Regions from separate parts of the Homo sapiens genome. Here region 2 is linked to region 1. The links are chromatin contacts, found by Hi-C or POLR2A ChIA-PET in ENCODE. All regions are on one chromosome and are shown on one strand. Each heading gives the region's core, a stretch centred on a gene start or an enhancer-like site at or near the end of the contact. The rest is flanking DNA. Distances are from core to core; before and after follow the strand shown.

Region 1 (5,620 bases), core at 3,121-5,620:
GAAATCCAAATTTCCTGATCTGCCCAGTGGTTTTATGAAACCCCAGTCCCGTTTTTTTGTTTTTTGTTTTTTTAAAAAATATTAGTAGTAGCTTTACTCAGTCTTTTCCACAAAAATAAGCTCACTGGTCAGCAAGCTCACCAGTGAGACTGGTGAGTGAGGCTGTACTTAGAAGAATATGAAAGCCTTGGTATCTTTTTCCTCATATTAGACTGGCCCTGGGTGTTATTTTTGTTTGAAACCTGCCACAAGCCAGACCAGCCTGGACTTTTACTTATTTTATTTTTTATTTCAGTTTTGGTGGAGGTGGTGGTGAGGGTAATTTTTAATTTATATTGAGACAAAATAAGCTGGCTGACTTATGCCTGAGGCTCTTTTTTTCACAGCTACTTTGGGGAAAAAAAGTCTCATTCAGAAATTAACATTTCTCAAAATGTGTTCCTTATTCTGAAATATAAATGACCCCAAATTGCTTAAGAGTTTGAGATGAGTGGGGAAAAGATCTAGAAAAGCATTTATTGTGTGCCAACCAAGTTTGAGGCCTCCTGGTTTGCTCCTTTGGGATTCTAGATCCTTGGCAGTCACAGTTTTACCGCGAAGAGCTGTTGAATGCCATTCCGAGTTCATTCCATTTTTCTCCGTGTGTGCATCCAGTTCGTATTTTACAGCTCCCGTATGGGAGCCGGTAACATAATGAATTGCCTTGACTCTCGCTTCAATCCACTTTCCTCGCTTAATATGCAGCCCAAAGTTTTGCAGCTCGCTGTCAGATGGTAGTGCTAGACTTTCACACCGATCCCAAAGCCTCCGCTGGGGCTGTTTCTTAACACGGAGTTACAAACTTTAAGAACAGACAGCTCCAGACGGAAATCCACGCCAGGCTTTGAACTCTGCTTCTGGCTTCCGTCAACTGACATAGTTGCCCTTTTGCTCAAACTCGCAGCTCCAGTTCGCACTCGAGAGAGCTCTGCTGGGTGTCTGCTGCTGTTCCGCGGCGGGAACGTGTGGGGGCAACAACCTGGCGCTCCAGCGATTCTCCACGCCTTAGTTAGGAATCTAAGCAAACCCTCGCTAGGGTCCCTGGGCTTAAGACGACTTCTCCCACAAGGATTGGGTGGAGGAAGGAGCCGAGCCCGATCTTCTGTTTGTTTGTTGAGTTTTGTATTTCAGACATTTAGGGGAAGCAAATTGCGAGAAAGGAAGGGCTGTCTTCCCTGCAAACGTTTCCCTCTCCTAGCAAACCCTCCAGGCCTCGGTTCCACATTTTGCAGTTGACTCTCTGGATTTTAATAGGTTGTTCCCTTGTCCTCGGGCCCAATCCATGCACGCTGTGCAGCCGGATAAAATGGGAGCACATCCTCTGCCATTTTCAGCCGGTTTGTCCTGGCAGCCCTGCCCCCTTCCTTGGCTGCTCTGCCGCTGGAGTTAATACGCCCAGAAACTCCGCCTGATCCTCCAGGCCTCAAATCCAGTCCGCGTTTGCTAAGTGCCGTGCGGTCGGGGACGGCGATAAGAACTCTCCTGTGAGGGAGAGCTAGCGAGACTTTAGTCCGGTTTCCATGTCAACGATTCAGTCCATATTTGCCATCAGGCTGTTGGCCGAGGTGCTTTCGCGAGGGTAGCGCTGTCCTAGTCCTAGTTCTCCAATCTGCGCCGGGATTCCTGAGCTGCCTGGGTGTGGGGTTAAAAGGCAGGGGCCGTGGGGGAAAAAACTCCACCGAAGGGAGGACCCACTGCCCCCAGCCGGGGTCTCGCTGCTCGGGCCAGCCACGTGCCCAGCTCCTCCCCTCCCCCGCTTTCCCGTTGCCACTGCCCCTAGGGAAAGCTGATGGGCCAGTTTCTAAAAAAGTTCCCTCAGCCCAACATTTCCTGGGATCGTGGTGTGGGGCTCTAAAAGTAAAAGTGGAAGAGAACCCTAGTGAATTAAAAAAAAAAAAAAGTAGAGAAATTCCACATTATCTCCTCCAACCCAGGTGGATAGATTTTTGTGCACTTTACCTTATTGCTAGAGAAAAATGGTGACTGTTTTCAAAACAGCTTGCCCACGTGTAGGGAAGGAGATTTTTGGCGCTTTCCATATTTCACAGCCATTGAAGAAAGGGGATGAGGGCTTTCTTTGGAGAGAAATCCATTCTAGCTTCCAGATTTTCACTGGGCTCCAGGTTTCCCATTACACCCCAGCTCTAAGGAAAATGGCAGAGTAATGGCATGTAAAAAAATCCTCATTTGTGTGCAGGACTCAGGACTGTTTGCCAGCTCAGGGGCAGTTGATTAAATAGCCAAGCTCTATTTATGAGGCAGCCTATAATTTGGTTTCTAGGACCTAATGCACCGGGGAGAGTTGTTGCCCCTGAGGACTGTGAGTGAAAAGAGGGCACTGGCCCATACCAGTCAGTCGGATCTTCTTGGTAGGCTGGTTTGGTTCTTGGCTTGAGGCCGGGGGAGGGGAGAAGAATAAAACTGTGGGATTTTTTTTTTTTTTAAATCTCATCACTCTTAGATTAACAGGAAGGTTTTGCCTTTCTGGTGTAGGATGCAGTAAGTTTTCTTGGGGAGAGAAATGAGTTCAGGCTTTGGAATTATTCATAGTGACCAGGGACATTGCCAGCACTCCCGGGTCCTGCATAATCTAAGATAATGCTCCTGTGGCCATGAAGTCTCCCTTTACAAAATCTGAGGGGGAAAAGAGATCCTGGTGTCTAGGAACACTGGCCTGGGCCTTTCCCAAGGCAGCCTTGGGTCTGGTGAGGAGCTGGAATCCCCTCTGGCTTTTGTAGCCTGTCATATCAGAACATTCCAAGTCAGCCTGAGGAAGAAAAGGCTGCTGCTGGGATTTGGTGGGGCCTGTAGATCAGGAGAACACTGGAGCTTTCTGTGTATGTCGATCTTTTCAGATAAACCTGGCCTTCTACCCAACTCCAGCTCAATCGGGGTCTCTTAGAATGTAATGGTAAACTTTAAACAATCTTTACGCTACAGGATAGAAAACAAATCTGACAAGCATCCATTTTCTAAGTGACTTGTTGGACTGTGCCTTTTCTTCAAGGAGAAAATGGTTTCCATTTTCTGCATCTCTCTTCTGTAATGGTTTGAACACTCAGGTTCCTGCAGTCCCTGGAGCCTCTTCTGTGGGTTTTCAGTATTAGAAGGTACTGTCTTTGGAGACTGGGGCTACTTGTCATGGTAGGCTAAGTTTTCTTAAGAGGGAGTGAGAAACGGTGTTTAGGTTTTCCTGCTGGGTAACTGTTCTATGCTCCTAAAGCAACTTCAGTGGCCTCCATTTTAAGTTAGTGGTGAGATGATCAGTTTTGACTTCAAATCCATTTTGATATTCTGATCCCATTGTTGAATGTGCTCACAACTTGATTTTTTTTTTTTTAAAGGCAAGTAGACCGAAGGCAGCTTTGGTGACTCCACTTCTTTTTAAAGTCACCCTCCTCTGCCCTCTGACTTTAAGTGACAGGCAGTTCCCTCCCCTCTCTTTCAATTCTGTAAAATGGGGATAATCCGGACCTCATGCCCCCAGAGCCTTGTAAGGACCGGCTAATGAGGGCAGGCGAGTGGGAAACGAATCGTCTGAACAATGATCAGTCATTCTTTCGGGCTTGCAAAGAGGGTAAAAAAGGTTGGGTCTTTAGCGGGGTCCGTAGAAGGCTTTGAAGACGAAAAGTGCTGTAGAGGTGCTAAGCAGCAGCCAACGGACCGGGCCCGCTGCCAGGGGGTCAGGGCTGGGCCGAGGCGGCCGCGGTCTCAGGCTCTGGCCAATTTTGCAGCCGCGGGTAAAGTTCACGCTGCCCGCTCCCCTCGGTACGGCCGGGAGGGGACAGACCTGGATAGGGACGCCGGGAGGGAGGCGGCGCAGGCTCCAGAGATGCGCGGGCTCCGGGCCGGGTTTTCTCCGAAGCCTTCGGCGGCGGCGCTGCCTAGCGAAAGCGGCTGAGGGCCTGCCGCCGCCGCGGCTTGTTCTCTCCCCTCCTCCTTTGTGAAGGGAAGGGAGCGAGTCCGTTCCACGGCCTGCGCCCGCTCCGCTCTCCACTCCGGGTTTGCCAGGCGGCCGCGACGGCGCTGGGTAAAATGGCAGTGCTGAGCCTCGTGTCGGAGTGAGGGGGACTCGGAGGAGAGTGGGGCGCTCTAGCCGCTCAGTCCGGCCGACCGCTTGCTCGCCCGCCCGCTGCCGCGCAGCAGCCTCGACCCAAGCCGCAGCTGGCGAGGGGAGGCAGGGCGCCGGGCTCGGCCCGCGCTCTGACTCTGGCTCCCGGCGCCCCGGCTGCTGCCGCGCGCCCTCCAGCCCGCCCGTCCCGGGTCCCCCTCCCCCCGCTCCCTCCCTCCCTCCCCGCCCCCTCCCCCTCGCCTCCCTCCCTCCCTCCCTCCTCCTTTCTCCGGCAGCAGAAAGCGGAGAGTCACAGCGGGGCCAGGCCCTGGGGAGCGGAGCCTCCACCGCCCCCCTCATTCCCAGGCAAGGGCTTGGGGGGAATGAGCCGGGAGAGCCGGGTCCCGAGCCTACAGAGCCGGGAGCAGCTGAGCCGCCGGCGCCTCGGCCGCCGCCGCCGCCTCCTCCTCCTCCGCCGCCGCCAGCCCGGAGCCTGAGCCGGCGGGGCGGGGGGGAGAGGAGCGAGCGCAGCGCAGCAGCGGAGCCCCGCGAGGCCCGCCCGGGCGGGTGGGGAGGGCAGCCCGGGGGACTGGGCCCCGGGGCGGGGTGGGAGGGGGGGAGAAGACGAAGACAGGGCCGGGTCTCTCCGCGGACGAGACAGCGGGGATCATGGCCGCGCAGGTCGCCCCCGCCGCCGCCAGCAGCCTGGGCAACCCGCCGCCGCCGCCGCCCTCGGAGCTGAAGAAAGCCGAGCAGCAGCAGCGGGAGGAGGCGGGGGGCGAGGCGGCGGCGGCGGCAGCGGCCGAGCGCGGGGAAATGAAGGCAGCCGCCGGGCAGGAAAGCGAGGGCCCCGCCGTGGGGCCGCCGCAGCCGCTGGGAAAGGAGCTGCAGGACGGGGCCGAGAGCAATGGGGGTGGCGGCGGCGGCGGAGCCGGCAGCGGCGGCGGGCCCGGCGCGGAGCCGGACCTGAAGAACTCGAACGGGAACGCGGGCCCTAGGCCCGCCCTGAACAATAACCTCACGGAGCCGCCCGGCGGCGGCGGTGGCGGCAGCAGCGATGGGGTGGGGGCGCCTCCTCACTCAGCCGCGGCCGCCTTGCCGCCCCCAGCCTACGGCTTCGGGCAACCCTACGGCCGGAGCCCGTCTGCCGTCGCCGCCGCCGCGGCCGCCGTCTTCCACCAACAACATGGCGGACAACAAAGCCCTGGCCTGGCAGCGCTGCAGAGCGGCGGCGGCGGGGGCCTGGAGCCCTACGCGGGGCCCCAGCAGAACTCTCACGACCACGGCTTCCCCAACCACCAGTACAACTCCTACTACCCCAACCGCAGCGCCTACCCCCCGCCCGCCCCGGCCTACGCGCTGAGCTCCCCGAGAGGTGGCACTCCGGGCTCCGGCGCGGCGGCGGCTGCCGGCTCCAAGCCGCCTCCCTCCTCCAGCGCCTCCGCCTCCTCGTCGTCTTCGTCCTTCGCTCAGCAGCGCTTCGGGGCCATGGGGGGAGGCGGCCCCTCCGCGGCCGGCGGGGGAACTCCC
Region 2 (6,092 bases), core at 3,593-6,092, 650 kb after region 1:
TGGAGTGCAATGGCACGATCTCAGCTCACTATAACGCCTGCCTCCTGAGTTCAAGTAATTCTCGTGCCTCGGCCTCCCAAATAGCTGGGATTACAGGTGCCCGCCACCACGCTGGGCTAATATTTGTATTTTTAGGAGAGACGGGGTTTTACCATGTTGGCCAGGCTGATCTCGAACTCCTCAGGTGACCCACCCGCCTCAGCCTCCCAAAGTGCTGGGATTACAGGCATAAGCCATTACGCCTGGCCCCAGCAATTCCATTTTCAAAAACCTGTTTTGCATATTGGGTCCATCCGAGAGTTGGTTGAGGGGGGACAAATTCAATACTGAAGACAGGCCGGTTGCGGTGGCTCACGCCTGTAATCCCAGCACTTTGGGAGGCTGAGGCAGGCGGATCACGAGGTCAGGAGAGCGAGACCATCCTGGCTAACACGGTGAAACCCCGTCTCTAATAAAAATACAAGCACTTAGCCGGGCATGGTGGCGTGCACCTGTAGTCCCAGCTACTTGGGAGGCTGAGGCAGGAGAGTGGCATGAACCCGGGAGGCGGAGCTTGCAGTGAGCCGAGATCGCGCCACTGCACTCCAGCCTGGGTGACAGAGCAAGCCTCCGTCTCAAAAATAAAAATTAAAAAATAAACCAAAGACAGCCACAGTAGAATAGATAGAAAAAAGGCTTAAGGCCTGCGTTAGCCTAGCAGAATTTAAAATTTGCCTGGGGGAAACAGGACATAAAATTGTGCCATAGAAGTCACCAACAGGGTCAGCCACAGTGTCCAGCACTTTGGGAGGCCAAGGCTGGAGGAGGGAGGGAGCCCAAGAGTTTGAGACCAGCCTCGGCAACAAAGTGAGACCCCATCTCTACAAAAAATTAAAAAATAAAATTAGCTGGGCATGATGGTGCGTACCTGCAGCCCCAGCTACTACTCAAGAGACTGAAATGGGAGGATAGCTTGAGCTCAGGAGGTCAAGGGTGACAGAGCAAGACCCCGTCTCTCCCTCTCTCTCTCTCTTTTTTTTTGTTTTGTTTTTTTTTTTTTTTTTGAGATGGAGTCTTGCTCTTGTCACCCAGGCTGGAATGCAATGGCATGATCTCAGCTCACTGCAACCTCCGCCTCCCGGATTCAAGCGATTCTCCTGCCTCAGCCTCCCGAGTAGCTGGGATTACAGGCGCCTGCCACCATGCCCGGCTAATTTTTGTATTTTCAGTAGAGACAAGGTTTCGTCATGTTGGCCAGGCTGGTCTCAAACTCCTGACCTCATGATCCGCCTGCCTCGGCCTCCCAAAGTGCTGGGATTGCAGGTGTGAGTCACCATGCCCGGCCTAAGGCCCCGTCTCTTAAAAAAAAAAAAAAAAAGTCACCAACAGTTAGCGAGTGCTTACTCTGTGCTAGGCCTTGTAATAAAATACCATCTTAGCCTCACAACAGCCCTGCAACAAGGTAAGTGCCATCATCCCATTTTACAGATGAAGAAGTAAGCAGAGAAGTAGTGATTTGCTCCGGGTCACAGAGGTAGGAAGAGTGGAACTATGGTTCAAACCCAGCAGCTGGGCTCCAGAGCCCCCACTCAGAGCCACCCTGTGCGATGGCCTCACTGGAGCACAGGAGTGGAAATGAGAGGTGCTGTGATGCGAAAGGAGAATGGCCGCGGAGGTGAAAAACAAGCTCTCCTGACAGCAGCAGGCCTGTGAGATGGCTATTGTCCCCACTTCATAAAGGAAGAGAGTGAGGCTTACAGGGATTGTCATTGATCCCAGGCCACAGGGAACCATGCGGCAGAGCCAGATTTTAACCCAGATCTGCTGGCCTCTAGGACCCTGCCTCTTAATGTCCCTCTTAACAGAGGGATGTTGCCTAGAGACTGGCTGCAGCGCAGGGGCACTGAACTCTGGAGGAGGCTGAGCTAGTCCTGGAGCTGGGGAAAAGTATTCCCACAGGGAGCACAGAAGGCCCAGGGGTGTTGAAGGACAGGAAATAGCCCACAGCTAAGGCTCTACGGGTATAGGTGACGAAGGGGAGAAAGCCAGAGTAAGGGCAGCAATCCTGAGGGTCAGGCTGAGGGCCAGGCTGTCCTGGGAAGTGGTGAGACTTCCATCTCAGGACGTGTCTAAAGGGGACTGGACTGGTTTAGAAATGTATGAATGGGCCCGAGGGATGGCCTGGCTGTCTGCTGGCACCTTCCAAACCAGAGGATGACAAAGAAAAGTACGTTTGAAAGTTGTGCAACATAGGGCCAGAGTGGCCTTGTGTGGCCGCAAGGAGGCAGGAGAAGAGGAGGCTTCCAGAAGAGGCTGAGCGGGGACTGAGACCTGGGCAGGGGGAGGACAGCAGAGACACACAGATGGGAGGGCACCTGGAGTGAAGTGTGGACAGCATCTGGAGGTGGCAGGAAGCAGCAGGAGGCCAGGGGCCAGGATGATGGGGGCTGGTTACAGAGGTGGAAACTTGGAAATAGGTTTCAAGTGGGGAAGAGGCCAGAGGAATGCAGGTTGAGACACAGCAGGAGAGATGGCTGGAAGTATCAGCGTCAGGGAGTCACAGCTATAGGAAGGACAGGAGAGCAGAGAAAGGAAGGGAAATTTAGAAACCCGAAGACCAGATAATGAAGTTTCATGCCTTCCAGGAGGAAGAGCTGCTAAGGAGGTGAGAGGAGGGCAGAGAAACATCCTTGGGGGCGCCAGGACCAGGATGGCAGGAAGGGGTGTGGATGTTCTTGGCCACTCTCCTTCCATTTTGAGGGCCTTAATGAAGGAGGCAGCATCACAGTAATGGTCCCACAGCAGCTGCTCCATGGGTATTGCATGTGTGGGTGCATAAATGCATTAATCAAGAGTACTGGGGTCTGGGCAAGGTGGCTCACGCCTGTAGTCCTAGCACTTTGGGAGGCTGAGGCAGGCAGATCACATGAGACCAGGAGTTCGAGCCCAGCCTGTCCAACATGGTGAAACCCCATCTCTACTCAAAATACAAAAATTAGCCAGGCGTGGTGGCGGGCGCCTGTAGTGCCAGCTACTCGGGAGGCTGAGGCATGAGAATCACTTGAACCCAGGAGGCGGAGGCTGCAGTGAGCCAAGCCAGCCTGGGCGACAGAGCAAGACTCCATCTAAAAAAAAGAAAAAAAAAAGTCTGCAAGGATCTCACTGAATTTTAGTGAAAACCCTCTAAGGAGAGATTACCCCCATTTAACAGATGAGAAAAATAAGATTAATTTGCAAAAAATAAGTAGGGAAGCCTCCACTGTGGTTCTGAGGTGGAGGAGGGTCCTCTGTCTCTCAGTGGTGGTGGGAGTCGGTTCTGATTACAGGAAGGAAGAGTGGGTGTTTAGTTTTCTTTTCTTTTCTTTTCTTTTTTTTTTTGTGACGGAGTCTCGCTCTGTCGCCCAGGCTGGAGTGCAGTGGTGCGATCTCGGCTCACTGCAAGCTCCACCTCCCAGGTTCATGCCATTCTCCTGCCTCAGCTACTCGGGAAATAGCTGGGACTACAGGCAGCCGCCACCACGCCCAGCTAATTTTTTTTGTATTTTTAGTAGAGATGGGTTTTCACCGTGTTAGCCAGGATGGTCTTGATCTCCTGACCTCGTGATCCACCCGTCTCGGCCTCCCAAAGTGCTGGGATTACAGGTGTAAGCTACCACGCCCAGCCTTGTTTGCTTTTCTGAGACGGAGTCTCGCTGTGTTGCCCAGGCTGGAGTGCAGTGGTGCGATCTCGGCTCACTGCAACCTCCGCCTCCTGGGTTCAAGCGATTCTCCTGCCTCGGCCTCCCGAGTAACTGGGACTGCAAGCACCTGCCACCATGCCCGGTTAATTTTTGTATTTTGAGTAGAGACGGGGTTTCACTATATTAGCCAGACTGGTCTCAAACTCCTGTCCTAGAGTGATCCGCCCACCTCGACCTCTTAAAGTACTGGGATTACAGGCATGAGTCACTGTGCCCAGACTGGTTTTGTTTAGAATCCACCCCTTGTCCTGCCTCTCCCAGGGGTCTATGAGGAGCCCACTAATCTTTAATCCATGGCCCTAGGTTCAGGGGAGGGGGTTGGGCCAGGGCAGGCCATGGGAAGTGAAGTGGACTTGGGGGGAGTCAGAAAGCTTTGGTGTGGCCTCTTGTGCCCAAGACAACCCAGGAGGTTCATGGTCCTGAAGCCAATGTAATCTAGGGCCCAAACCTTCTAATCTCAGGGTGGGCAGAATCTAGGTGTAGAATGGGGTGAGTTCAGGGGGGCTCCACATAGACAGAGGGTGTGGGACCCTCACCTTGGCACTAGAAGAGTTCAGGCCTCCTCAAACAGATGGGGCTCAGGACAGCAGAGGGGACAGAGAGGGCTGCTCTGCCAGCATGTCCCAGAAGTGCATGTGGATATAGAGGGCAGCAGCTGCTGAGATGGCCGTGGGCATTAGGCTATGCTGGAGTGGGGACACCTCACCCCGACTATGCCAGCTCGCACCGGGCACTTTCACTTCCCTTAGTATAGGCTCCTTGCACTCTGCTACCCACAGTTTGCATCAGAAGAAATGGAAGAGACCTGCTTAAGGTCACATCACACACCCACTGGCAGAGCAGGGACTCTGCACAGGGTGGTCTAACTGCAAAGTCTGCCATCCTGCCATTCCCCTTGGGGCTGGAAAAGAAAGGTTTCTAACTTGCTTTCAAAGCGAGTTCCTATCAGCCCCGTTGTGGGCAAGGTGGGGCTGCTACCCGTTCTAGAGGGCCTGCTCAGTGGAGCTGGGGCCAAGCTGGGCCTCTCCAGTCGGCTGCGGGGGCGCACCCCCGGGCGCTGGGAGTCCAGGCCCGGTTTTGCATCAGGCCCTGCCGAGGTGTTTCCTCCTCCTCCGTGTGGGGCAGCTGCTGGCTGGGCTGCCTGTTGAGTCAGCCTTCTTCCCTCACGGCTCTTCTCCCGGTCCCTGAAACTCGGCTGCCAGGGGAGCTGGAGCCACCTGCGAAGGTGTCCTCCCATACTGGACCCCTACAGGTAACACGTGTCGGTGCCAGGGTCCCCTGCCAGGGTCCAGAGACGCAGGCACTGCCACCTGGTATCCTGAGCACCCTCCAGCACCTTGGGGTTGGGGGAGGTGGGCACATGTCTGGAACTGGAACAGCTGGACAGATGGACAGACCCTCCTCTTGACCAATGGGTCTGTCCCACCGTGTCAAAACAGCAGAGAAGACCAAACTCCTACCTAACTCTGGTAGGAGATTCTGCCTCTGGTTGGTAGGAGAGGGGACTTCAGGGAGGGGGCACTGCTGAGGACGCTGGGCTGATGCCCATGGCCCAGCTCAGGCAGGCCTGAAGGACAGAAATAGGCTCAGTTCTGCCGAACGTCCCCCCGGCCTCCATCCACACTCAGACACACACACCTGGTGGCCCCCAAGGCACCAGGGGACACCCCACAGCACACAGCCCAGTCACACATACAGCACAGGAGGAAATGCACAATGCATACTGTACACACCCCACACGGCGCTGTCACCTAGAAAGTCACTGAACACACCACACAGACAATATAGTCACCATGCAGCATCACACTGCAACAGGACACAAAGACACACAGCAACTACACAGCTCACAGACTCACGCAACGCAGACATGCCCACCAGACTCGGACCCACACAGCCACACAACAGGGCACAGAGAGGGACGTGGGCTCACACCCCAATCCACAGGGGAGGCCGAACGTGGGCTCACACCCCAATCCACAGGGGAGGCCGAACGTGGGCTCACACGTTGGCCACAGAAGTCCAGGGAAACTGCTGTTGTGGAGCACACAGGTATCCACAGAGTGAATGCACACCGTGCAGCCGTGCTGAGGCCTTCTGCTCCTGAGGGTGTCAAGAGGGATCGCTGGGGCTCGGCCACTGACTCAGCTGGGAGGGGACAGAGCATAGCAGGCGGCGGACACAAGCCAGGACCTGCCCGCCAAGCTGCCTCCGCCGGTCTCAGCCCCACCTGGAGCCGTGGCAATGGAAGGGGCGGGGAAGAGAGGAGAGGCCGCCCAGTGGGCTCAGGACACAGCCCTGACCAAGTCATGGGCCCCTTGCCACGTCTACATGCCCCTCAGCGCTGGGCAAATGCTTTCTTTCCGGAGTCACTGT

Evidence for each region. Hi-C counts contacts between places; a loop is a spot of excess contacts on that map. ChIA-PET counts read pairs that join two places held with the same protein, here RNA polymerase II (POLR2A). Pooled maps may share reads with other maps.
Region 2: a loop to region 1 is called in a map of CD8-positive, alpha-beta T cell, with 15 times the contacts of the local background. The contact joins the promoter of SYTL1 here to the promoter of ARID1A in region 1. A Hi-C loop is called at or near these places in 3 of 168 maps with a recorded cell type or tissue (CD8-positive, alpha-beta T cell and natural killer cell), 4 of 37 single-sample maps with no recorded cell type and 11 of 50 pooled maps. POLR2A ChIA-PET finds 5 or more read pairs at or near these places in 3 of 52 experiments (H1, WTC11 and activated CD4-positive, alpha-beta T cell).

What each region holds. Positions count from the first base shown.
Region 1 is chr1:26,691,645-26,697,264 of GRCh38, forward strand. ARID1A (AT-rich interaction domain 1A) reads left to right here and starts at 4,371. Exons shown (of 20, transcript NM_006015.6): 1 at 4,371-5,620. The coding sequence starts at 4,760. It overlaps LOC124900417 (translation initiation factor IF-2-like), which reads right to left and starts at 4,761. Exons shown (of 2, transcript XM_047439473.1): 1 at 4,573-4,761; 2 at 264-4,321. The coding sequence starts at 4,761. The coding sequence ends at 3,635. It overlaps LOC101928728 (a long non-coding RNA gene), which reads right to left and starts at 2,487. Exons shown (of 1, transcript NR_135804.1): 1 at 266-2,487. RefSeq lists enhancers at 1,041-1,555, 1,272-1,371, 3,204-4,140, 4,141-5,076 and silencers at 4,055-4,384, 4,475-4,634, 5,005-5,334, 5,385-5,620.
Region 2 is chr1:27,337,180-27,343,271 of GRCh38, forward strand. It overlaps SYTL1 (synaptotagmin like 1), which reads left to right and starts at 4,843. Exons shown (of 15, transcript NM_001193308.2): 1 at 4,843-4,971. RefSeq lists enhancers at 4,464-4,723, 5,254-5,303, 5,478-6,092.